Linked DNA regions of Mus musculus: all the other regions are linked to region 2. Evidence: chromatin loops called from intact Hi-C (ENCODE). Cell type or tissue: heart. All regions are shown on one strand. Region 1 has its middle 8.2 kb from the start of Scyl1. Region 2 has its middle 20 kb from the start of Snx32. Region 3 overlaps Slc25a45 (solute carrier family 25, member 45).

Evidence for each region. Hi-C counts contacts between places; a loop is a spot of excess contacts. Peaks named below come from ENCODE experiments on the same cell type or tissue, not always from the same donor. Only the 100,000 strongest peaks of a DNase experiment are listed, where the experiment ranks them.
Region 1: a loop joins it to region 2, with 7 times the contacts of the local background. A loop is called at or near these places in 12 of 42 quality-filtered maps.
Region 3: a loop joins it to region 2, with 2.0 times the contacts of the local background. A loop is called at or near these places in 6 of 42 quality-filtered maps.

What each region holds. Positions count from the first base shown.
Region 1 is chr19:5,775,612-5,783,611 of GRCm38, forward strand. No RefSeq gene overlaps it. Among named protein-coding and RNA genes, the nearest start is that of Scyl1, 8.2 kb to the left of the region's middle. In heart, CTCF peaks have their summits at 4,813 and 5,746; no DNase peak of the experiment used is centred here.
Region 2 is chr19:5,526,381-5,534,380 of GRCm38, forward strand. It overlaps the pseudogene Gm31166. Among named protein-coding and RNA genes, the nearest start is that of Snx32, 20 kb to the left of the region's middle. In heart, a CTCF peak has its summit at 3,099 (motif pointing right); a DNase peak (open chromatin) is centred at 3,141; H3K4me3 peaks cover 654 bases; H3K27me3 peaks cover 2,841 bases.
Region 3 is chr19:5,882,454-5,890,453 of GRCm38, forward strand. It overlaps Slc25a45 (solute carrier family 25, member 45), which reads left to right. Exons shown (of 6, transcript NM_134154.4): 5 at 1,892-2,150; 6 at 2,270-3,315. The coding sequence ends at 2,538. Among named protein-coding and RNA genes, the nearest start is that of Tigd3, 7.7 kb to the right of the region's middle. In heart, a CTCF peak has its summit at 3,623 (motif pointing left); no DNase peak of the experiment used is centred here; H3K27ac peaks cover 1,108 bases.

The DNA of each region.
Region 1 (8,000 bases), 250 kb after region 2:
TTGACCTCAAGGATGACATTGACCTCAAGGATGACATTGACCTCAAGGATGACATTGACCTCAAGGATGACATTGACCTCAAGGATGACATTGACCTCAAACATAACACATACCTGGGATGACATTGAACTGCTTCTGACATTTTTATTATATTCATGTCTTTATCCTGAGCATGTGCACGTGTGCATGTGTGTGCATGTGTGAGTTCATGTGTCTCACAGAATGTCTATAGAGATCAGGAGACAACTTGCAGGAGTGGGCTCTCTTGTTTCATATGTGAGTTCTAGGAGTCAAATTAAGCTGATCAGAGTTGGCATCAAATACCTCTGCCCCCCACTCCCCCTGAGCTGTCTCGCCCAGCCAGTCTTCTGGCCCTGTTACCCAAGTAATCACCTGCTAGGGTTACAGGCATGCACCACCAAGCCTGGTTTATTTCATGTTAGGGATTAAATCCAGGTCTTCGCATGAATCCTCTACCATCAGAACCACATCCCTGGTCTATGGAGGTCTTTAAAAGTAAAAGATATAAATTCCAGGCAATGGTGGTGCACACCTTTGGTGCCAGCACTTGGGAAGCAGAGGCAGGTGTAAATCTCTGAGTTCGAGACCAGTTCCAGGACAGCCAGGGCTACACAGAAAAATCTCTGTCCTTTTTTTTGGGGGGGGGGTTGTTTTTTGTTTTTTTGAGACAGGGTTTCTCTGTGTAGCTCTGGCTGTCCTGGAACTCACTCTGTAGACCAGGCTGGCCTCGAACTCAGAAATCCACCTGCCTCTGCCTCCCAAGTGCTGGGATTAAAGGCATGCGTCACCACTGCCTGGCTGAAAAATCTCTGTCTTAAAAAACAAAACAAGGGGCTGGAGAGATGGCTCAGCAGTTAAGAGACTGACTGCTCTTCCAAAGGTCCTGAGTTCAAATCCCAGCAACCACATGGTGGCTCACAACCATCCATAATGAGATCTGATGCCCTCTTCTGGTGTGTCTGAAGACAGCTACAGTGTACTTACATATAATAAATAAATAAATCTTTAAAAATCAATCAAACAAACAAACAAAAGGGGCTGGAGAGATGGCTCAGCGGTTAAGAGCATTAGAGGTCCTGAGTTCAATTCCCAGCACCCACATGGTGGCTCACAACCATCTGTAATGAGATAAGATTCCCTTTTCTGTTATGTAAGAAGATAGTTACAGTGTGCTCATATACATTTAGAAAATATTAAAGCTAAGCAGTGGTGACGCATGCCTTTAATCCCAGCACTTGAGAGGCAGAGGCAGGCAGATTTCTGAGTTTGAGGCCAGCCTGGTCTACAAAGTGAGTTCCAGGACAGCCAGGAATGCACAGAGAAACCCTGTCTCGAAAAAACAAAACAAAACAAAAAACAAAAACAAAAATTTTTTAAAAAGAAAAAGAAAAAAACAAACAAAATAATCAACATTGGAAAATATCCTTTTCAAATGCATATGGGACAGTCCTGAGAACAGTCTGTAAACTATGCACAGAGATAAGCCTGGGTAGGGGGCTGGGTGTGGAGACAAGGATTAGGAAGTCTAGGTCGGGGCTGGTGAGATGGCTCAGTGGGTAAGAGCACCCAGCACCCGACTGCCCTTCCAAAGGTCTGGAGTTCAAATCCCAGCAACCACATGGTGGCTCACAACCATCTGTAACGAGATCTGACTCCCTCTTCTGGAGTATCTGAGGACAGCTACAGTGTACTTACATATAATAAATAAATAATAATAATAATAAAACATTTAAAAAAGGGGGCTGGTGAGGTGGCTCAGTGGTTAGGAGCACCTGACTGCTGTTCCGAAGGTCCTGAGTTCAAATCCCCAGCAACCACATGGTGGCTCACAACCGTCCGTGATGAGATCTGACGCCCTCTTCTGGAGTGTGTGAAGACAGCTACAGTGTGCTTACATTAATAAATAAATAAATCTTTAAAAAAAAAAAAGGAAGTCTAGGTCATCTATCCTCAGCCACATAGTGAGGTCACTTAAACTGTGCTTTGGGGGACCTTGTCTCAACACGTAATAACTCCATAAAGAAGGCAAGCAACAGTTACTGTAGACCTAGTGTGAGCTGCCCTGTCCAAAGGTGTAGAGTTGAACTGGAGGTAGTGATGTGGCTTAGGGACTCACAGTTAAAGCCAACTCTGGAAAGGATGGGGGGAGGGGGGGATGGGACACGGGGACCCCCTGGGCCTTACTGGCAATCCAGGTCCAGCCCTCCAGGCTGGGTGAGGAACCCCAGATGACCTCTGGCCTCCACAAGCATGCACACACATGCGCATACCCTGCCACACCACAAAGTCTACAATAGAAAGGAACTGGGTTTTCTTCCTTTCACTATTAGAGACGAACATCTGAAACATCTTTCCCTCCACTGTTACAGAGCCCAGATGCAGCCACGGCTGAATTCTCTGATGGAGATCCCACACACCCCAGCTATGCACCAAATGAGAGGGAGGCAGGATAGCCTGTCTCTACAGGAAGTCTCTGCAGTCATCTAGGAGGAGTGTCTGGCTGGGTGTCATTTCGCTTCGCTGCTGGGGTGCTTGAGTGGCTCCGGCATGCCATTCAGGGGAGCCGGTACACAGTCAGTAATGGGGTTCCCAGCCCATGGTTTTCCAGATGGGAAACAGTGGATGGAGTCTGCAGTGGAGATTTCTGTTCTCCCAAGTTCCTTGTACCCAGACACCGCTGGGAGTTGGGAATAGGGGTCCCAGGTCCAAGCCTCCCCTCTGGGTGCCCGTGAGCCAGGCAGGAAGGGAAAGCCAGAGCCGGTTTGGTTCCGAATGAGTGCAGAGAGTACAGAGTAACTGACTGAAAGGCAGATGGCCTTCTCTGGGAGATTTAGGCAAGGGCTCTTTACACAAAGGCCTTCCCCACTCCGCCCACCCCCCATGTGGATCCTTGATGAAAAGAAAAGACGGTCTTTGCTCCATCAAAATGACTTCTTTGATGGCCAAGGTAAATGCATACAGCTCAGGAAGGGTGAATCAGGCATTAGATAGCTTTGGCGGGAAGGAGTGCCCAGAAAGGGAAGCTCACTGGCCTAGCTAGATACTTCATTAGCACGGAGGACTCCGGATTTTTATGCTACTGTGAGTTTTCTCAGGTAGGGAGAAGGGTGTTAAGAATCCCTCAGACAAGGTTAGAGAAGGAGAACAACAAGGGAGTCTCCCATTTTGTGCTGAGCTCAGAGGCCATCTGGTCACAGTGGACTTTAAATATCAGAGTTTCCCCACAGAGGAGAAAGCCATGGTGGACAACTGCATACAGTGTCAACATCTGGGTCAAGGAAACAGTAGATGACACTCTCTGCGTGCACCTGGGTTAGCCAAAGGTGGGCAGCTCACCGATACACACCTCACCAATACACACACTCAGACCAGGGAGGCTTTGCCTTTTCTCTGAGCCTGGCCCAGGGAAGGCCTTGCATTTCCATGGCTCTGAAGCACTGGAGTCTTCAACATGGCTGTGCTCATGTCAATGCCGTTCTATACACGCTCAGCCAGGACTTCATCCACTCCCCATGCCAAAGGCCTGGCTACCTTGGGCCTCTGTACTCACATGCAGACTGTTCTAGGCAGCCAGGACTTCTCAAACTGAAACAAAATAATACACTCCTGTAACACAGCTACCTATTATAGATCAGTAACCAGTTCTCTTAACTCGCTGCCAGTCCCCTCTGTGTTCCCAGCCCAGCCACTGAAACCGAGTCTCCCAGCCACTCCTCCCTCAGCTCCCCAACAACTGTTTAACCAGTCTGTCCTCCCAGCTTCCCCAACACCAGCAGCTCCAAGCTATAACGACTGTTCTAGCCTCTCCGCTCAGCTTAGCTTTTCCTGGCTCAACTCCTAATGATATCTTCTGCACCAACTGCCTTCTCTCTCGCTCTGCTAGCTCTGCCCACCCTCCTCAGCCTCAGCTGACTTTTTTATATCTCAATAAATATAAGCATCAACCAACACTGAAAGCCATTAAATCAAAGCAGCTCTAACAGCTAAGAAGTCTTTATATATATATAGATAGATATAGATAGATAGATAGATAGATAGATAGATAGATTTATTTATTTTACTTATGTGAGTACACTGTTGCTCTCTTCAGACATTCCAGAAGAGGGCATCAGATCCCATTACAGATGGTTGCTGGGAATTGAACTCGGGACCTCTGGAAGAGCAGAGGCTCTTAACCAGTGAGCCATCTCTCCAGCCCAAGCTATGAATTCTTTGTCTTTCTTTCTTTCTTTCTTTCTTTCTTTCTTTCTTTCTTTCTTTCTTTCTCTCTCTCTCTCTCTCTCTCTCTATATATATATATATATATATATATATATATTCATTTATTTATTTATTTATTTGTTTTTCGAGACAGGGTTTCTCTGTATAGCCCTAGCTATCCTGGAACTCACTTTGTAGACCAGGCTGGCCTCGAACTCAGAAATCCGCCTGCCTCTGCCTCCCGAGTGCTGGGATTAAAGGAAGCTTCGGTGGGGAAAGGGGGCACTCTGTCACCTAATGACAAGACTTGCAAGATCTAAACAGACACCAAAGTGTAGCCTGGGAAGGACCGGAAGTGGCTAAACTGCAGTCCAGAGAGCAGTCAGGACTGACTACAAGTGGCCTTTGGCTAGGCCTGGGCAGGGGCGATGGGCTTCCAGAGCGGAGGGAAAGGCAGGTGTGAAGTGGAACTGGAGGGACGGCATGGCGGGAAGAACACTTTCTGCTCTCCCAGAGAACAGTGGGATTTCCAGCAACCACTTCAGATGCTTCACAAATCACTGAAATCCCTGCTCCTGGGGTTCCATTGCCCTCCTCCGGCCTCTGAGGGCATTGCATTTACACACTGCATAAAACCAGAGACACGTGAATGTAAATACTGAATCTTTAATTTTTTTGTTTGTTTGTTTTTGTTTTTGTTTTTGAGACAGGGTTTCTCTGTGTTGCCCTGGCTGTCCTGGAACTCACTTTGTAGACCAGGCTGGCCTCGAACTCAGAAATCTGCCTGCCTCTGCCTCCCAAGTGCTGGGATTAAAGGTGTGCGCCACCACGCCCGGCTGAATCTTTAATTTTAAAAAAAGAAAATAAAAAAAGAAAGATCCAGGGCTGAAAAGGTAGCTCAGTGGTTAAGAGCACTGACTGCTCTTCCGAAGGTCCTGAGTTCAAATCCCAGCAACCACATGATGGCTCACAACCATCTGTAATAAGATCTGATGCCTTCTTCTGGTGTGTCTGAAGACAGTGACAGTGTACAATACATAATAGAAAGAAAGAGAGAGAGAGAGAGAGAAAGAAAGAAAGAGAGAAAGAAAGAAAAGAGAGACCCAGGTATAGCCCTGGCTGTCCTGGAACTCACTCTGTAGACCAGGCTGGCCTCGAACTCAGAAATCCACCTGCCTCTGCCTCCCAAGAGCTGGGATTAAAGGCAAGCGCCACCACTGCCCGGCTCAATTATATGCATCTTTAATCCTTCCTTTAATCAAGAGATAAAGGTAGGTGGATCTCCATGAGTTTGAGGTTAGCCTGATCTACATAGAAGTTCTAAGCTAGCCTGGTCTACATAGTCAGGCCATGTCGCAAAACAAATACATTTTTTTTTTTTTAAAGATTTATTTATTTATTATATGTAAGTACATTGTAGCTGTCTTCAGACACTCCAGAAGAGGGCGCCAGATCTCGTTACGGATGGTTGTGAGCCACCATGTGGTTGCTGGGATTTGAACTCTGGACCTTCGGAAGAGCAGTCGGGTGCTCTTACCCACTGAGCCATCTCACCAGCCCAAACAAATACATTTTAAATTTTTTAAATAAAAAGGAAGAAAATAAAGCGAATTACAAAGGAGCTATTTGAATGGTGTCACAACAAAGAAATGACTGAAGTATTGAATATTGCTGAATAATATACCCCTATATCAACTAGAGCACTAGTAGACACAGGCGGAAGGATATCCTGCTAAAGCAAAGCGTTCCTTCAGGAGCCTGCCGTAGCCTTTCACCTGTGTGCTTCAAGGAAACATTCCTTCACGTGTTTGCCCACAACAAAACACCATCCAACAGAAGTGACTTTCCAAAGAGCCCTCAAGTTTCCACTTCAGTGGTGCCTCTGAAGGGGCCCTGCCAGCTCGCAAACCTGGCTCTGGCAGGCCTTGCCCTCCTCCGCTCTCCCTCTTTCTTGCTAAAAACCTTAGATTGCATTCTTCAGATAGCCACCAAGGTCTCCCCTGACCCCACTTTGGCTACTTCCTCCTCCTGACTACCAAGGTCAACCATCAAAGTATTCAAGTCCAAATAGCACAAGCCCTGCTTGCCTATTAACTATTAACGTGCCCACTCAAAATTAAACACCTCAGCCTACCTCAGGGTTCTCCATCTTACCTTTATAAACCATCAGTTGTCTATAGGCCACATCTGTCTCCACTCTATCCAGAGGCCTTCCTCCCTGTACCTCAGAAAAAATACCCTTTTCTCCTCTCCCTTGTTTGCTCCTTCCTTGTCCTCTGTCTCTTGTCTTTGTCCTGTATCCCTGCCCTTTGTCTGCCTGGGACAGATGAGTCTGCTTTGTGCTGACAACTTGGTCCTGACACCTCCTCCTCCAGAAGTCTCAGGAGCCCACATAGGGCCCTAAGCTGACATCTAAGCACCAACAGTCATGAGCCATCACTATGCTGACATGCTGAGAGCATCTGGGCTCAACTTAGCTCAGAGACAGCTGGTGGTATGTCACACCATTAGGAGAGAGGAAGTGGACTCACCCTATTGGGACCTGGCTGTCATGTAGATAAAGGTCACAGTGATCTCCATCTGGCTTGGATCCGCATGGGCAGAAACAGGTTAGCACTGTGTGTTTGTCTCTCATTTGCCCTGGCCCATAGACACCTGAGATTTGGGTGGCCTATCTAAACTTCAAGGTGGGCTAGCCTGGGAACCTGATGACTCCCAAGCTTCCCAGCATCTTTTCTTTTTCTTTTTTTTTTTTTTTTTTTTTTTTTTGGTTTTTCGAGACAGGGTTTCTCTGTGTAGCCCTGGCTGTCCTGGCACTCACTTTGTAGACCAGGCTGGCCTCGAACTCAGAAATTCGCCTGCCTCTGCCTCCCGAGTGCTGGGATTAAAGGCGTGTGCCACCACGCCCGGCCCCAGCATCTTTTCTGAGACGGGGAGAGGTGGCACCCTCATCCCATGCCCTGTCTCCACATCCTTTAATTTACTTACTCTTTAATATTTAATAAATAGCTTTATGTATATTAAATATTTTATATGCACAATTAATTTGAGTGTAAATGTGTGTTTGTATGTGTGTAGACACAAGTGCCACTGTATGTATGGAAACCTTCAAGAGTTAGTCTCTCCTTCTTTCATCAGGGGCCCAGGGATTGAACTCGTCATCAGGAATAGCAGCGAGCACCTTTCTGCCACTGAGCCACCTTGCTGGCCTTTCACATCTCTCTTCTTGGATATCTGAAACTCTTGTCCTCTGAGTATGACACGGCTGTTACCATCTTGAAACCAAGGAACTGTGATTCCTTAGGCTGGTGAGATGGCTCAGTCAACACACTTGTCATCAGGCTTGAGTTTAGTCCCCTAGACTCACAGAGGGGAGTGACCCAGCTCAGGCAGCCAGCAGGATCTCCAGGGAGGGAGCAAGGATTGGAAGGAAAAAGACAATTAGACACCACTGTAGCGGGACCCCAGCCAGTGCCGAGGCTGGGGCAGGGTTATGTTTTCCCTGTCTGCTTTTATACGATTTTAAGTGCATGCAAATAATAAGGTCAATTCTAGGTTAACAAACAAACAAGGCAATAAACACAAATAGTCACAGAACAAGCAAGGCGATAAATAAAGTCGTGTGATCACTGTTTCTAAGGGCTTATCAGGATGTCCAAGATTTTAGAAAAAATAGCTCACTCCTCAGCTGAGTTTACCTTGAGTTTTGTACTAGACCAAATGTGTATTTTTTTTTAAGATTTATTTATTATTATATGTGAGTACACTGTAGCTGACTT
Region 2 (8,000 bases):
ATTCTGCTTAAATCATTGTGAGCAACATCAGGCTGGGGAGTTGGCTCACTGGTTAAAAACAGAGGCAGGCAGATCTCTGAGTTCAAGGACAGCCTGGTCTACAGAGTGAGTTAAGGACAGCAAGGGCCACACAGAGAATGTCTTGAAAAACAAAACAAAACAACCCAAAGAACACTTGCTGCTTCTGCCGAGGACTTGAGTTTGGTTCCCAGCACCCACATGGTGACTCACAACTGTTTGCAGTTCCAGTTCCAGGGGTCTGACACCTTCTCCACATCTCCTTGTATACTAGGCATATGTGATGCACATAGACAGGGCAGGCAGCCAGCCACACATGTCACATAAAAGAAAAACATTTTGCATTTAAATCCTAGCACTTAGGAGGCAGACGCAGGCAAATGCTTGTGAGTTTGAGGCCAGGCTGGTCTACAAGTTAAGCAGAAATAGGACAGCCAAGGCTACATAAAGAGACTATGCCTTAAAACCAAACCAAACCAAAGCAATTAAAAACAAAACAAAACAAAACAAAGAATCAAGCAGCCTAAAGGCAGGTGACAACAGGAAGAAGATTGTTCTTAGGTAGGTTATTATTATTAATTTTATTTATATGAATACACTGTCACTGACTTCAGACACACCAGAAGAGGACGTCAGATCTATTACAGATGGTTGTGAGCCTCCATGTGGTTGCTGGGAATTGAACTCAGGACCTCTGGAAGAGCAGTCAGTGCTCTTAACCGCTGAACCGTCTCTCTAGTCCAGGAAGATCTTTTTGATGAATTGATATAGAGCAGACTGAGAAAGAAGTAGGGGCAGTGGGCACAGAGCTTTTGACAGGATGTGTGTCCAGGCCCACTGGGATTATCTATGGTGTCATCTATTCCCGTGTGCACTTGTGGCTTGCTGGAGGGGATCTCTTCAGTAAACCATGTGTGTAAACCACAAGGCGCATGAGAGTCGTGCTCTGCGTGCCAACTTACTCAGGATTTGTACTGTTTACCGATCAATGATCATAATTATTACGTTACAATCATGTCCTTTCATTTTTCATTATTGAGTTGGGATTCATATAACTATAATTAGATTGTAAAGTTGCAGTCTAGTGGCGTTTACTGCATTTGCTATGTTGTGAAACCAGCACCTCGTGGGTTCAGAATGTGTTTCAGACTCTCGTTCAAAATGAAAGGCCCTCCTGCTTGCGTTTGTTGCTTGTTCTGAGAGTGAACCTAAGGCATCACACATGCTGTCCAGGTGCTCAGCTGCGAAGATGCCTCCCCGCCCCATATTAAAATGTATTACTAGTGTGTATGTTTACACATGTGGACGTGAGCGGACATTATGTGTGCCACAGCCTGTGTGTGTTGTAGTGCTCATGTGGAAGTCAGATGCCGACTTTAGGAGTCAGTTCTTCCTTTCCACTGTGGTTGTCAGGAACCAAAGACTGAATTCAGGCTCTCAGGCTTGTTCAACTAGAGCTGAGCCATCCCCTCAGCCCTTCATGGTGCTGTGTGAGACAGGGTCTCACCATGTAGCTCTGGCCGGCCTAGAACTCACTGTGTAGACCAGGCTGACCTCACAGAGTCCTCCCTGCTTCAGCCTTTCAAGTGCAGGAATTAAGAACATACGTCACCATGCCACCTCTCCTAAAATAGAGTCCCTCTTCCCGAGCTGTCTGACCTTGTTATTTCCATTTCCGGCTGTTGTATACCAGTTCCTATGATTGATTCATCTATGCGTTGATTCAATAGGTATTACCAAGCACCTACATACAAGTACACCACTGAGTACTGTACTATGGTAGGTAGGTGCTAAGGATACAGTAATATGTTTACCCAGGGAACAGAGAGGCTAGTAGGAGTTTTATACACTGAGCATATAATCAACAGCAGATTAATTTATGTCGGACTTGTCGGAAAGGCTGTTCGGAGCCTAGGGATGTAGCTTGGCTGACTGTTTGCCCAGCAAGCGTGAAGCCCTTGGTTTAATTCCCACACTGGTAAACTAAGTGTGGTAAAGCATGCCTGTAATCGCAGTACTTAGGAGGTGGACACAGGAGGACGAGTGGTTTAAAGTCGTAATTGGCCACATAGCAAGGTCAGCCTGGAATACCTGAAATCCTGGGAAAGGAGGAAGGAAAGGAACGAGGAAGGAAGAAGAGAGGGAAAGAAGAAGTATTTACTCGTGAAAGCTGGTCAAATGGCTCAGGAGGTAAAGTTTTTGTTCCTGAAACTCACACAGGGGAAGGAGTCAGCTGATTCCTCCAGAGCTGCATCAGAGAGCCAGTGAGCCCCACACGCCTTCCCCTTCCCACACAATAAATAATGTGATACAATTTATTTTGTACTTCAGATTTTATTTTATGTGCATGGGTATTTTTGCCTCCATGTTTGTCTGTGCACTGTGAGAGTGCCTGGTGCCCATGGAGGCCAGAAGAGGGCATCTGATGTTTGGGAATTGGAGTTACAGATGGTCATGAGCCACCTTGTGGGTTCTGGGAACGAAACCTGGGTTCTCCGCAAGAGCAACAAGTGTTCTTAACTGATGGTTCATCTGTCCAGATTTTTTAAAAAATTAAAAAATTTTAAAGACCACGAATACTTGTGAACTGGCATGGTGGTGCAGGCTTGTGACCCCAGCTACCTAGGAGACTGATGTAGGATGAGGTCCAGATCTTCCTGTCTCGAAGAGAAGAAGGAAGTTGGGGGTTTAGCTCAGCCAGACTGCTCACCTAACATTTGCTAGCCCTGAGCCCAAACCTCAGTATGGAAGAGGTGGAGGTGGAGGTCAGATAGTGAACAAGACAGCGGAAATTCTTATAGGGTCAAAGATCTTCCAAGGAACTGAGCAGGACCACATGAGGGTGGAAGCAGAAAGTCACCAGTAAAAGAGCATTTCATTTGCTACTCGAGAACAGCTCAGACAGTAGTGTGACCACCGTGACCATTTTATAGATGCTTCCCACCTCCCCCACTCCCTGCCCCCAGCAGATTTCTGCCTAACACACCTTATTTTCTGAGGCCTGATTGAGGTGGAAAGGGTTCTTGTCCAGCAGAGGGCAGGATGAGAAGGAAAACGGCAGGCGCTCAGGGTCAGCCCAGCATCAGTCTAGCCGCAGGTGTAGTCGCAATCGACCAGCAGAGGGCGCCGCGGAACCGTCTTGGCTCTACCAAATGTGCCCTGGTCCCTACCCCACCACACCCACTGGGACTCCAGTACTCCTGACCCAGCAAGCTTTCAGCGCCCTGGGGCTTTTCCTTGCACGCTAGTGCCCTCTTTTGTTTTCCTAGCCGCTTGTTCCTTAATCAAACTGTGGAATAACAAACCAGGGCAAGTCACTGAAGTTAACTTCAAACAGCGAGCCAGTGACCACAGACACATGGACCTGTCTCATCCAGTTCTCGTGCCGGGTCCCCAGGCAAGCAGCCATACAGAGTGCCAGCTGGTTGTTGCCTCTGTGCCACGGCTGCACGTCCCTCATGTAGGCACAATCTTGGGTTTCTTCAGGCAGGGTGACCTGGCAGGTCTGCCCCACCCACAGCTGGTTTCGCTTTCCTAATGTTAGAAGTGCCTCTAACTGAGGGAGGGTGGCGGAACAGGTTTCAGCATTTTCCCTATTTTTTTTTTTTTAATATGCTTATTTGCTTAAGATTTCTTTCTGGTGAGTTCTCCCCCTTCTCAAGAGATGCCCAGAGCGCCCTCTTTGGCATTTGTCCAAAGTCCAGGTTCTAATAGCTTTCAGCTAGTTTAATTTTAACCATAAAGCCGTCTTTTGGAATAATTACTTTTTAATCCGGAAAGAGCCAGTTTGATACAAGACTGTAAGACGTTCCTCCTGCTCAGAGCTAGCAGATGTAGAGGAATATTCATTTCCTGCAAGTGCGTCTCCTAAGTGAGGGAGCTGATGGGTGTGAGAATGGAAAGTGGAGAGAAATTGATTGGGTTTAACTGTTTCAATGTCTGCTTTAATGAACTTGGTGTCTAAGGAGAATAAGCTGGAACGAGAGCGGGGAGAGACAATATAAAGACCTTTGTGCTGATCTGCAGGTGGCAAAGTGGCCTATTCTCAGAGTTGTCCTGTGCACAAGCAGATACGCTCTGATTTCTGGGACAGTCTCTGCTTCTCAGACAGAAGACACAATGGCCTTTGTTAGATCATCTATTGGTTGTCAATTCTAAAACCGTAGGCATCTAAGAGACCTGTCAGCAGCCACCGGCCTTTTCTCCTTCGGACTGGCCCAGCAAGGGCGGGCCATCAGCGACGAGAGTCCCCAGAGTGCTCCACGCTAGCTGGATCCCATTTCTTTCCTTATGGCCCCAGTCCTTTGTAATAATTACTTGTGTTTATGAAACCTTAAAGGATTTTTGATGTATCAGGGTAGAAATCCGTCTTCCTTTTTGTTGTTGAGGTAGCAAGCTTTTTATTTGGCAATAAAAGACAAATCAAAGGTGAGAATGAGAGGAGAGGGAGCTGTGTGTGGTGGGGACCGTCTGGAGAGAGTCCTGCTGAGGCAAGCGGGCTTGGGAGAACACTGTTACAGAAATCAACTTTACTGTCGCCCATGCTGGGCTTGCTCGTGTCCAGGGCTCTCGTGGCAGCACTGGGTGAGAGGGAGAGGATAAAGGAAGCCTTAGCACATGTTACCAATGGCAAGTCTTGAGCCAAAATCAAGGCTCTCCTAATCTAGTTGGAGCTGGGCCTTTTGGGGTTAAGAGTAAATCGTATGTGTATAGTCTCAGCTCCAGAGAGGTGGAGACAATTAGATTAGGAGTTCAAGGCCATCCTTGGCTATATAGGGAGTTTGAGATCAGCCTGGGTTACATGCGATTCTATTTTGAAAAAATAACCAAGCAGTCCCTCCCCAAAATAAGGGCAGATGCCAGAAGCCAGTGTGGACTGTGGATCCCAACACGCTGAGAGACAGCACCTGTAGTGGTTTTACGTGTATTCGATGTCTACAAACAGAACAATCCACCCATTAATCCATCTGTCCTAAGATGGAACAAGTCAGAGCCTGGTGCTCTCCTCTGACTGGGAAAGAATGGGAGAAGGCTATGTGTGAGTGTCACACATTCAAAAAACTTATGCTATGAGGATGAGTCGGAAGGAAGGCAGTAGGTGCACTAGTCTGGATTTCAATCGTTTCTTTTCTGTCCTTTAGTTCCTAAGACTTCCAGACCAGACCTGCTCGACAGGCGTTCTCCTGACAGCCTTCCACACTGGCACCTGGGCTCTTACATCACAGAGCACCCGTTCCTGAGGCCTTCCTCTGAATCAAAGGTAGGGGTTGAGTTGGCACTCTCTCCTGGAGGGGCTGTTGTTGGGAGGAGGGGACACAGGTTCTAGTTGCCTGGCTCATGGAGTCATGCCATCTTGCAGAAGAGACCAATGTGATTCAACTGGACCAGGGGTGGGGTGAGGAACTTTTGTGTCAAGAATTCTTAGCATGTTCTGATGGCTTTCCAAAATCCAGTACACATGAGATTAGAACTTCTCTTTTTTTTTTAGATTTATTTATTTATTATACATAAGTACACTGTAGCTGTCTTCAGACACACCAGAAGAGGACGTCAGATCTCATTACAGATGGTTGTGAGCCACCATGTGGTTGCTGGGATTTGAACTCATGACCTTCGGAAAAGCAGTCAGTGCTCTTACCCGCTGAGCCATCTCACCAGCCCTAGAACTTCTCTTTATCAAATAATTAATTGTGTGTGTGTGTGTGTGTGTGTGTGTGTGTGTGTGTGTGTGTGTGTGTGTGTTGGGCAGAGGAAAACATGCAGGAATCCATGTCTCTCCTTGAACCATTATTGGGGCAGATGCCACAAGTCTTGGACTATCAGGGTGGGTTTAGACAGGGTAAAGAATCCACTTGGGGTTTGAGAAATTGGACTGTTGGACGATTGAGACATTCCCTGTCAGTGCTCAAATCCTGGAGAGGAAGGAATGGAGCCAAAGTCTCAAATCAGTACCTGTAGCTGACCTAATTATAATGTTGCCTGACTGTTTAATTAGTAGATAGCTGTATGGTGTGGGACAGCAAGGTCACCCAGAGCTCTGAACAGTAGCAACACTGTCCCAGGGCTCTGGAAAAGGTGAACGAAGTGTTCAGCCGGAGGATCGCTCTGTCTCAGCTTCCAGGTTAGCGTGGATCAGAAGTTGGGGGAGGCAGAGAAGCAGACCCAGATTTTAGGTCTGGGGGGAAATGCAAGGATCAGGAAATCCAACGGTGGCCAGGGAAGCCACAGACGAGTTGCCTCACCCACTGCAGCCTCAAGAGCAGCCCCAGAGTCTGTGACAAACTCAGGTCACGTGTGGAGCAGTTGCTATGGGGTGTTTCCTGCCTTAGACTTACCCTGTCAGCAGGATGCTACACACCTCGATGCAGCTCTTACCACTTAGAAATAGTGCCAACAGGAAACACTGGGAATGAACATCAAGGTGGCTTATACTAGAGCTCCCTGTCAGGATCGGAGAGCCTGGGGGAGCCGATGAGCCTACTAGACACGCTCTTCTCAAGTGAGAGGGTAGTGGGTGGGCATGTGAGAGCCTCTTGGGCAGGTGAAGGAGGGGGAAGGGAGGGCTAAGGCACCAGCAGACAACTCCTTGTCCAGTGTCATTTTCTCCTTCACAAACATCGGAGGTTCGATTGTCTGGGCCAGTCAGCTAACTGGGCAGCAGAGTAAGCTGAGGCTGGAGGCAGTGGTCAGGGCTGAGCGCGGCACACGGTAGGCACTTTGATGCTGAGATGCTTGAACCCCAGACCTCACTATAAGATGTGAAGAGTCACTCCAAGTTTATAAGCTTGTTAAACAACTCGTATTTTTGACTGGCTACATGTTTGGCTTAGCAAAAATACACAGAGTGCTTCAAGCCACACCTAACCCTTCTCAGAGCTCTTGGCCAGCAGTTTCTTCTAATTACTCCAGTGAGCGTCTCTGTTATTTACAGTTCATAGAAGACAGGGCGGAGTGACTTCTAGCTTGGTATCTTTTGGGCCACAGGATGGAGGAGTGGTTCAAGTTCAGCTTGACATCAGTCTGAACCATAGAGACTGCTGGAGTTGAAGGTTGAACTCTACGCTACACACACACACACACACATTCACACATACACATTTGCACATACACATTCACATACACACAACTCACACACACACATTCACACATACACTCACACATTCACACATACTCACACATTCACACATACTCACACATTCACACAGACACACACACACACACACACACACACACACACGCCCACGCACACATACAATTCCATGTTGTCTTTGGCTGTGGCACCAAGAACAGGACTTTATTTGTACTCCGTCCTTGCCTTACAGTAACAGGTGGCTGGCTCACCCATTCCTTCTGGTTTTCTAAACCAATTAACTGTGTGTGAGGATGTGGGTGTGTAGCTGTGGGCAAGTGTGCTACAGCACAGATGTGGAGGCCAGAGGACTATTGCCAGGGGCAGTGAGTCCCAAGGACAGAACTCCAGTGATCAGGCAGCAAAGGCCTTTCCCCGGGAGCCTTCTACTTATTTATTTGTATTATTTAATAAGTACACCATAATTAGTATATATATTTATATAATGTTATTTATGTATTTAGACAGAGTCTTCCTCTGTAACTCAAGTTGGCCTTAAATTCACTATGTAGTCAGGCTGACTTGCTATCTTGGTGATTTTTCTGGCCCAGCCTCCCGAGCACTGAGATCATATGCATGCGTATCCATTCCTACATTTCCCCTCCCTCCTTCCATCCCTTCCTTCCTCCCTTCCTCTTTCTTTCCCCTCTCTTCCTTTCTCTTGCATCCTTCCTTCCTCCCTTCTAACCTCCCCTTCTCTCTTCTAGCCTCCCTTCCTTTCTATGGAGTCGTATGCAGCCCAGACTGACCTCAGACTCACTATGTAGCGAGGGCTGACCCTCAGCTTCTGAGCCTCCTGACTCTCCCGGTCAAGTACTGAGATTATAGGCATGAACTCTTATGTACAGGTTTA
Region 3 (8,000 bases), 360 kb after region 2:
CTGCCCCCCCAAGTGCTGGGATTAAAGGTGTGCGCTACCATGCCTGGCTGCCAATTGTGTTTCAATGAGGACTTGAGAGGAAGGGGCAAGAGCTGAAGGCTTCTGTTGCTACAGACTTTACTTGTGGCCTTGGTTGGGGTTAAGTAACCCTTTAGGCTCCACAGTTCCCAACCCATGAGATGCCCCTGCTTCAGCCCTGGAACTCCAGGTCAGGAGCCCACTCCTAAATGTCTCAGCTCAGCCCTGCTGGCAGGCTCTGGGAGAAACATCAGCCCCATTTTACAAAGGGGCTCCACCCTCTGCTGTAGTAGAAGCATGAAATGTGGCCTGCATCTGCCAGAACCCAGCACCAGTCAGCTGCCAGCCCCTCCACTACCAACCAGGCCTCGAGCTGCACAAGGGTTCACGTGTTTCTAGCCAGACCCAGACACAAGTCAGCTTCAGCCAGGACCCTGCCTCTGCCTCCGCTAAGGCGACAGTATGTGACACTGCCAGCAGCTTTCCTTGATTAAAAAAAAAAAAAAAGTTCATTTTAATTCTAAAATCAAATTTAAATTCTGCCTGTGGAAGCCAGAAAAGGGTGGTGATACCCTGAAACTGGAGTTACAGGCAGTTGGGAGCGATCCCAGATGGGTGCCGGTATCCAGACTCAGGTCCGCTAGACAGTAGTATAAACTCTTATCCACTGAGTCATCTTTTTTCCTTTTGTAGTAAATGTTTTAAAATTAATTATTATTTTATGTGTGTGGACGCTTTGCCTGCATGCATGCATGTGGATCATGTGCATGCCTGGTGCCTACCGGAGTCAGAAGAGGGTGTTGGATCTCCTGCAACTGGAGATACAGATGGCTATACAGAGCCACCATGTAGATGCTGGGAATTGAGTCTAGGTCCTCTGGAGCCTTAGCCAGTGTTCTTAACTGTTGAGCCCCCATCTCTCAGCCCCAGTAGCTGGGCTATTGAGATACTTTCAGTCTGCCGTAGCCCACATTGGCCTGGAGCTCACTGTGTAGCTTTGGCTGGCCTTGAACTCTTTGTAGTTCTTTCTTTGAAGCTTTTAGATTACAGACATGAGACTAGCACACCCAGCCAGAACACCAGTTACAGGCAGGAGCCCCACACATCCAGGTAGAACCTCATTTGAGCTTCAGTAGCCTCTCTTGCTTTGTCTGGAAACAGGGCCTCACTCTGTAGCACTGGCTGGCCTAGAATTTGCTCTGTAGACCAAGCTGGCTTTGAATTCACAGAGATCTGCCTGCCTCTGCCTTCCTAGTGCCGAGATTAAAGATCACCCTGAACAGCTAGCTGCTTGACCTAGTTACATCCCTGACTCCAGCCTCACTGGTATGGTGACCCCCTCTTCTCCACATCCTCTCAGCTCAGTCCAGAGCCACCTCAGATCTCTGTCCTGGCTGCCTATTGCCTACCAAATCCCACCTGTTACCACCATCTCACCCCATCAGCCCTTTGGACAGAGGCGGGGAGGGTGTCCTGGGCTTCAGAGAGGTGTAATGCAGAAGGAAGAGCAACTCTATGATGTTGGGTCTGTTCTGCAGCTTCAGGTCCTCAGTTTCCTGCTGCTGAACCTTTACTGAGCCCCAGCCCCTGCAAACATGTGGTCCTCCCTGCAATCAGGAAGCCCAGGAGCCTAGTCCCACACGTCCTTGAGTGCTTGTGCCTGCTATCTCAGGAGGAGAGTCCAGTGCTGAGCCTATCAGACCTGATAACAAGGGAGGCAGCCTGTTCTCAACTGCACCCAGACAGTTGGCCAAACCCAGCCATGTGGGAGGCTAGGAGCTGATGGCAGGAGTCTCTCTGCCCTGTTGTGATGAAAAGCTGACATTTTTCAAGCCTAAGCCCCACCCAGTCTCCTCCATGTCTTTCTCCACAGGCCTACTGCCTGGCTCCTTTTGACCTCATCAAAGTCCGTCTACAAAACCAGACAGAGCCAAGGATGCAGATATCGAGTTCTATGCCCCGGTACCGGGGGCCTGTGCACTGTGCAGCCTCCATCTTGAGAGAAGAAGGACCCCAGGGACTGTTCAGAGGATCCTGGGCCCTGGTGTTGAGAGACACTCCTACGTTAGGAATGTACTTTGTCACCTATGAAGGGCTATGTCGCCAGTACACACCAGAAGGCCAGAATCCCAGTAAGTGGGGTGAGGTGGGGTGGGGCGGGGGGACAGCATAGGCGACGGAGGGAACTAAAGGAGGGGACTGGAAGATGCTCTGTTCTAGTCTGACTCAACCCTGGCTCCCTCTGTCCCAGGTTCAGCCACAGTTCTGGTGGCAGGGGGCTTTGCAGGCATAGCCTCCTGGATCACAGCCACTCCTTTTGATGTGATCAAGTCCCGGATGCAGATGGATGGGCTGAAGGGAAGAAAGTATGGAGGGATGCTGGACTGCATGGCAAGCAGCTTCCGGCAGGAGGGAATAGGGGTCTTTTTCAAGGGCATGACACTCAACAGCGCCCGTGCCTTTCCGGTCAATGCTGCCACCTTCCTTAGCTATGAATACCTGCTACGCCTGTGGAGATGAGCCTGGCCAGGCGATACTGGCAACTCCACAGCAGAATCATGGCTAATAGCAGCTTGGAAAACCAAGCTAAAGCACCCAGTTTTCCGGTGCAAAAGCACGAGGCACCTTTTATCATCAAGAGAGTTAAGGAGCCAATGTGCAAGAAACCAATGAACAAGAAACCCTGTGCAGACTCCAAGACACACCCCACCTCACCAGACACTTCTGTCCAGGCAGCAGGGGCACGAAGTCCATAAAAATCACCAAGGCCACCATGCCATAGCCACCCCTCTGAAGGAGCACTCAGAGACCAGCCACTGTGCTGGCATCACCCAGCTCTTGAGTTCAAACCACTCCCTGAACAGGAGGATGACTTCTGTCTTCTTCATGTCCAGAATCCTTCAGGGGTTTCCATTACCTTCAGGGAAACCCAGGTCCTAGGCTCCTGGCTGGCCTGCCCCACCAGGTGGCCTTCTCTTGGTTACTTCCTGGTGTAGGCCCTCAAGTCCCAGGAATGCCATGGGTGGTGTCATTGTCCTCCAGTGGCCCACTCTCCTCAAGATCCAGGCAGAGCTCTTCATTTAGGGGTCCTTCCAACCTCATCTGTGCTGATTATGGGGTACCCAAGCACCCCAGCCCTCCTGCCTACCTCAGTCATACCTCTGTGTGCAGTGCTTCATGGTTAGTTTTGTTTTGTTTTTCCTCCTTTGAGTAGTTAGTTTGTGCCAGTCTTGTGCTCAAGGCTGTACTTCTGTCCCTTGAACAGATACATGAAATAAAGTTTCATCTGATGCAGTACTGATGATCCCTTTCTGTCTCTGTTCCCATCCATCACACACAGCTGTGAGCCTTCCAACCCCCATGTCCATGCCCTGGCCCCTCTCCAAGTTGTCTCTTCCTCGATCACATCTTTCCTTACATTTGTCTGATTATCTATCTCAATTGCTAAATTAGATTTTAAAACTGCCTGAGGGGCTGGAGAGATAGCTCAGTGATTAAGATCACTGACTGCTCTTCCAGAGGAACCAGGTTCAAATCCCAACATCCACACGGCAGCCCACTCATCTGTAACTCTGAGGGATCTGATGCCATCTTCTGGCTTATATGGGAATTGCATGCACGTGGAGGCAAAAATACCCATACACACAAAATAATTTAAAAAAATATTTTGAGGGAGGGTTCAAGACAGGATTTCTCCATGAAATCCTGTAGCCATGGCTGTCCTGGAACTCACTCTGTAGTTCAGGCTGGCCTTGCGAGGGAGACCCACCAGACTATGCCTCTTGAGTACTGGAATTAAAGGCATTAACCCAGCATAAAAATATTAAAAACAAAAACCAACAACAATAGGGCTGGAGAGATGGCTCAGCAGGTAAGAGCACTGACTGCTCTTCCAAAGGTCCTGAATTCAAATCCCAGCAACCACATGGTGGCTCACAATCACCCGTAATGAGATCTGATGCCCTCTTCTGGAGTGTCTGAAGACAGCTACAGTGTACTTACATATAATAAATAAATATTTGCCAGCTTATGCCTCCTGAGTGCTGGATCAAATGTGTGTTCCTCCATTGCCTGGGTCTTAGCCAGTTTGGTGTGGTGGTGGTAGTTTGTTTGTTTTTTTTTTAATACTTTTTTTTTTCAAAGATTTATTTAAGTTCAAGGTCAGCCTGGTCTACAGAGTGAGTTCCAGGACAGGACAGTCAGGGCTACACAGAGAAACCCTGTCTCGAAAAACCATAAATAGCTAGCTAGCTAGACTGTATTCTTCCACAGCCTCTTGTTACTTTGAGCTCCTTCCCCACAGCAGAGGATGCCATAGACTTTTGCTCTTGATGATCGCCTTAGCCTACTTCTGCTGAACACATCCGGGTCTGCTGCAAGGATCTGCTCACGCTCTTCTCCCCGAGTTTGTAACTCCCCATCTTTCAGTTCTTGGCTCCTTCAAGACATCTGTTTCCCCCAGCTATGCCAACCAATGGTTCCAAAGCACCTGGAGGGTTTGTTCAAGTATTTTGCTGAGTCAAACCTTAGGGTTTGGGGAGGTTTGGGAGGGTAGGAGGATGTATATTTCCTTAAGGTTCCAGCTGCAGCTGTAGGCCACACACGGAGAACCACTAGACATGTTTTTCATGTCACCCCTCTTTCTTGGTCTGTAATTACACACTCCAAGTGTCTTTTCTGTATGATTCTGAGTATATCTGCCTCTCTAAACCAAGAACTCTGCCTTTAATCTTTAAAATGCCTATAAGCACTTAGGAGGCAGAGGAGGAGAATCTATGTGAGTTCCAGGCTAGCCTGGCCTACAAAAACCCTAAACCATGCATGGAGTAGACTTTACTCCTAGCTCCTTATCATCAAAGCTTAGTGGGCTGTCCAAGAAACAGTTCTGAGAGTCCAGGGACGCAGCTCAGGGGTAGAGTGCTTGTCACACAGAAAGCTCTGGATTGGTCCCCTTATCATGTACACGGGGCATGGTGACACACACCTATAATCCTAGCACTAGGTAGGTGGGGGCAAAAGGTCAGGTCAAGGTTTGTTAGATATCAAGTTCAAAGCCAGAATGGGTTACAAGAGACCATGACTCAGAAAAATAAAGTTTTACAAACATGCTTTAGGCTTGCTAACTGAGCAGGATGTGAGGTAACTTCCTAAAGTCTGAGAAATAGGGGACACGAGGCAAGGCTGTGGGGGTCAGGGCTGCCTCCTGGAGTTTAGCATACTAAACCTTGAATTCTTAGGCCTTGGGGAAACAACTTCTTCTTCTTCTTCTTCTTCTTCTTCTTCTTCTTCTTCTTCTTCTTCTTCTTCTTCTTCTTCTTCTTCTTCTTCTTCTTCTTCTTCTCCCTTTTTTGTTTTTTAAGATTTACTTATTTTATGAATGTGAGTACACTGTTGCTGTCTTCAGACACACCAGAAGAGGGCATCAGATCTCATTACAGATGGTTGTGACCCACCATGTGGTTGCTGGGATTTGAACTCAGGACCTCTGGAAGAAAAGTCAGTGCTCTTACCCACTGAGCCAACTCTCCAGCCTCCCAGCCTCCTCCTCCTTGTTTTTTTTTTGTTTTGTTTTGTTTTGTTTTGTTTTGTTTTTTTGAGACGTGGTTTCTCTGTGTAGCCCTGGCTGTCCAGAGACACTCTGTCACTCTGTCATTCTGTAGACCAGGCTGGCCTCGAACTCAGAAATCCGCCTGCCTCTGCCTCCCGAGTGCCTGGCATATTGCATCATCTTTATGTGCCCCCTTCTATTCAGAAGAAACAATTACACATTTTTCTAGAGATGAGCCACTGAGTGTTCCACAGGTTTAAGTTGGAAAGGTGAAGAATTCCCCAATACCCATGATGAAATGAGCAGAGTACCTAAACATATAGCCCCCTCTCTCCTTTCTTGCTGAGACAGAGTGTTACACCCAGCTCTGAGTAGACATCTTTCATGAAAAAGATACAGATAGCCAGCAAGAGCTGGACAAGGGGCTGGGCCAGGTGTTATGTGCCTTTAATCCCAGTTGGAGGCAAGGGCAGATCTGTGAGTCAAAGGCCAGCCTGGTTTACACAGTGAGTCCCAGGTCAGCAGCGGTACATGATGAGACTCTGCCTCAAAACAAGCACTAAAACCAACCAACCAACAAAAGAGCTGGGCAAGCCTGTACACATCTGTAATCCACCCTTCTGGATACACATCTGTAATCCACCCTTCTGGATACACATCTGTAATCCACCCTTCTGGATACACATCTGTAATCCACCCTTCTGGATACACATCTGTAATCCACCATTCTGGACACTGTCGGCAGACAAAAGTTGAAGGCTAAGGTGGGTTAAACACAAAGACGCAGGAATGTTAAATGACTTTGAGCATTATTAAGAGAAATGAGATGAAAAGTGCGATGGTACATTAATTATGTCACCTCTATTAGAACGGCTGTAATACAAAAGGCAAAAGATGAGCCGTGGAGAGGACCCAATGCTAAGAACACTGCTGCACACCCCTAACTCCATCCCTGGAAACCACAGAGAAATCCTGATGTGCTGGTGTGGATCTATGAACCAGCACTCCTACAGAGAGATGGGGAGCTGTGCTACAGAGACAGTTCATTGTTAGGAGCCTTTGTTGTGCCGGGCATGGTGGTGCATGCCATTAAGCCCAGCACTTGGGAGGGAGAGGCAGGCAGATTTCTAAAACCTTCCAAATCTTAAAAAAAAAAAAAATAAAAAATAAAAAAATAAAAAAAAGATAGAAGACAAAAGCAAAAGAATTTAGTGGTGTTGGTTTCATTGCCAACTGAATGAGTGACTAGCTGATCTGCACCTTATTCTCCTACACGGCACACTTGCATCTGTCCTCTGAGACTTCTCTCTCCACTCACCGGGAGAACACAGTTCAGCAGTTCAGCTCCGAGTGCCACCATAACACTGGCCATGAAACAGACAAGAGCTACAGGGTATCTGCCAATATAAACAAGTTTCCCGTGTAATGAATGACCTGGTCATAGGTCAAAATACTAGACCTCAAATGGCTCCCAGGTAAGTGTTCCATACAGTGTGTGTAATATACCCATACTGCAAACACCTACAGCTAACCACTGCTAACACAGGGTTACTATGTCCAATTTACTGGGGGGATCTCAGAACATCTCACCTCCACATATGCCACACCCAGGGGTGCTCCCTCACCCCCAGTTGGCCCATGCTTACTTCCTTTGGTTTGCTATCCTTTCCACTTTTCTCTCTATTCAGGGCTCCAATATCAAAACTCATCACAGGCTGGTGAGACAGCTCAGCAGGTAAAAGCGCTTCCCACAAAAACCTGGAGACCTGAGTTTGATTCCCAGAACCCACATAGAGGAGAAAGGAGAGAGCCAAGTCCACAAAGCTGTCTTCTGACCTACATTTGTGCATGGTAGCAAGTGTGCACGTGTGTGTGCTTCCCCCACCCCACATAAATAATAAATAAAAATTAAAAAGAAAACCAAGGTTGGGCATGGTGGCATACACAATTTTTTTTTTAAGGATTTATTTATTATATGTAAGTACACTGTAGCTGTCCTCAGACACACCAGAAGAGGGCATCAGATATTATTACGGATGGTTGTGAGCCACCATGTGGTTGCTAGGATTTGAACTGAGGACCTCTGGAAGAGCAGTCAGTGCTCTTAACCACTGAGCCATCTCTCCAGCCCCGATGGCACACACCTTTAATCCCAGCACTCAGAAGGTAGAAGCAGGTGGAACTCCAAGAATTTAAGGCCAGCCTGCTCTACATAGTGAGATCCTGTCTCAAAACCAGAACGCTATCACCATACAAACAACAGCAAAACCAGCTCACCTCTACTGGGTTTCACTGGGCTTTGTAGGGCCAAAGCATTCTGCACTTGCCTGTCATTGCTTTCTGGTCCTGCTTTGCAGGGATGTCACCTTTGCAATCTTGCCACATAGGATATCATGATAAAAGGAACTGTGGTAAAATGAATAAATGGATGAAA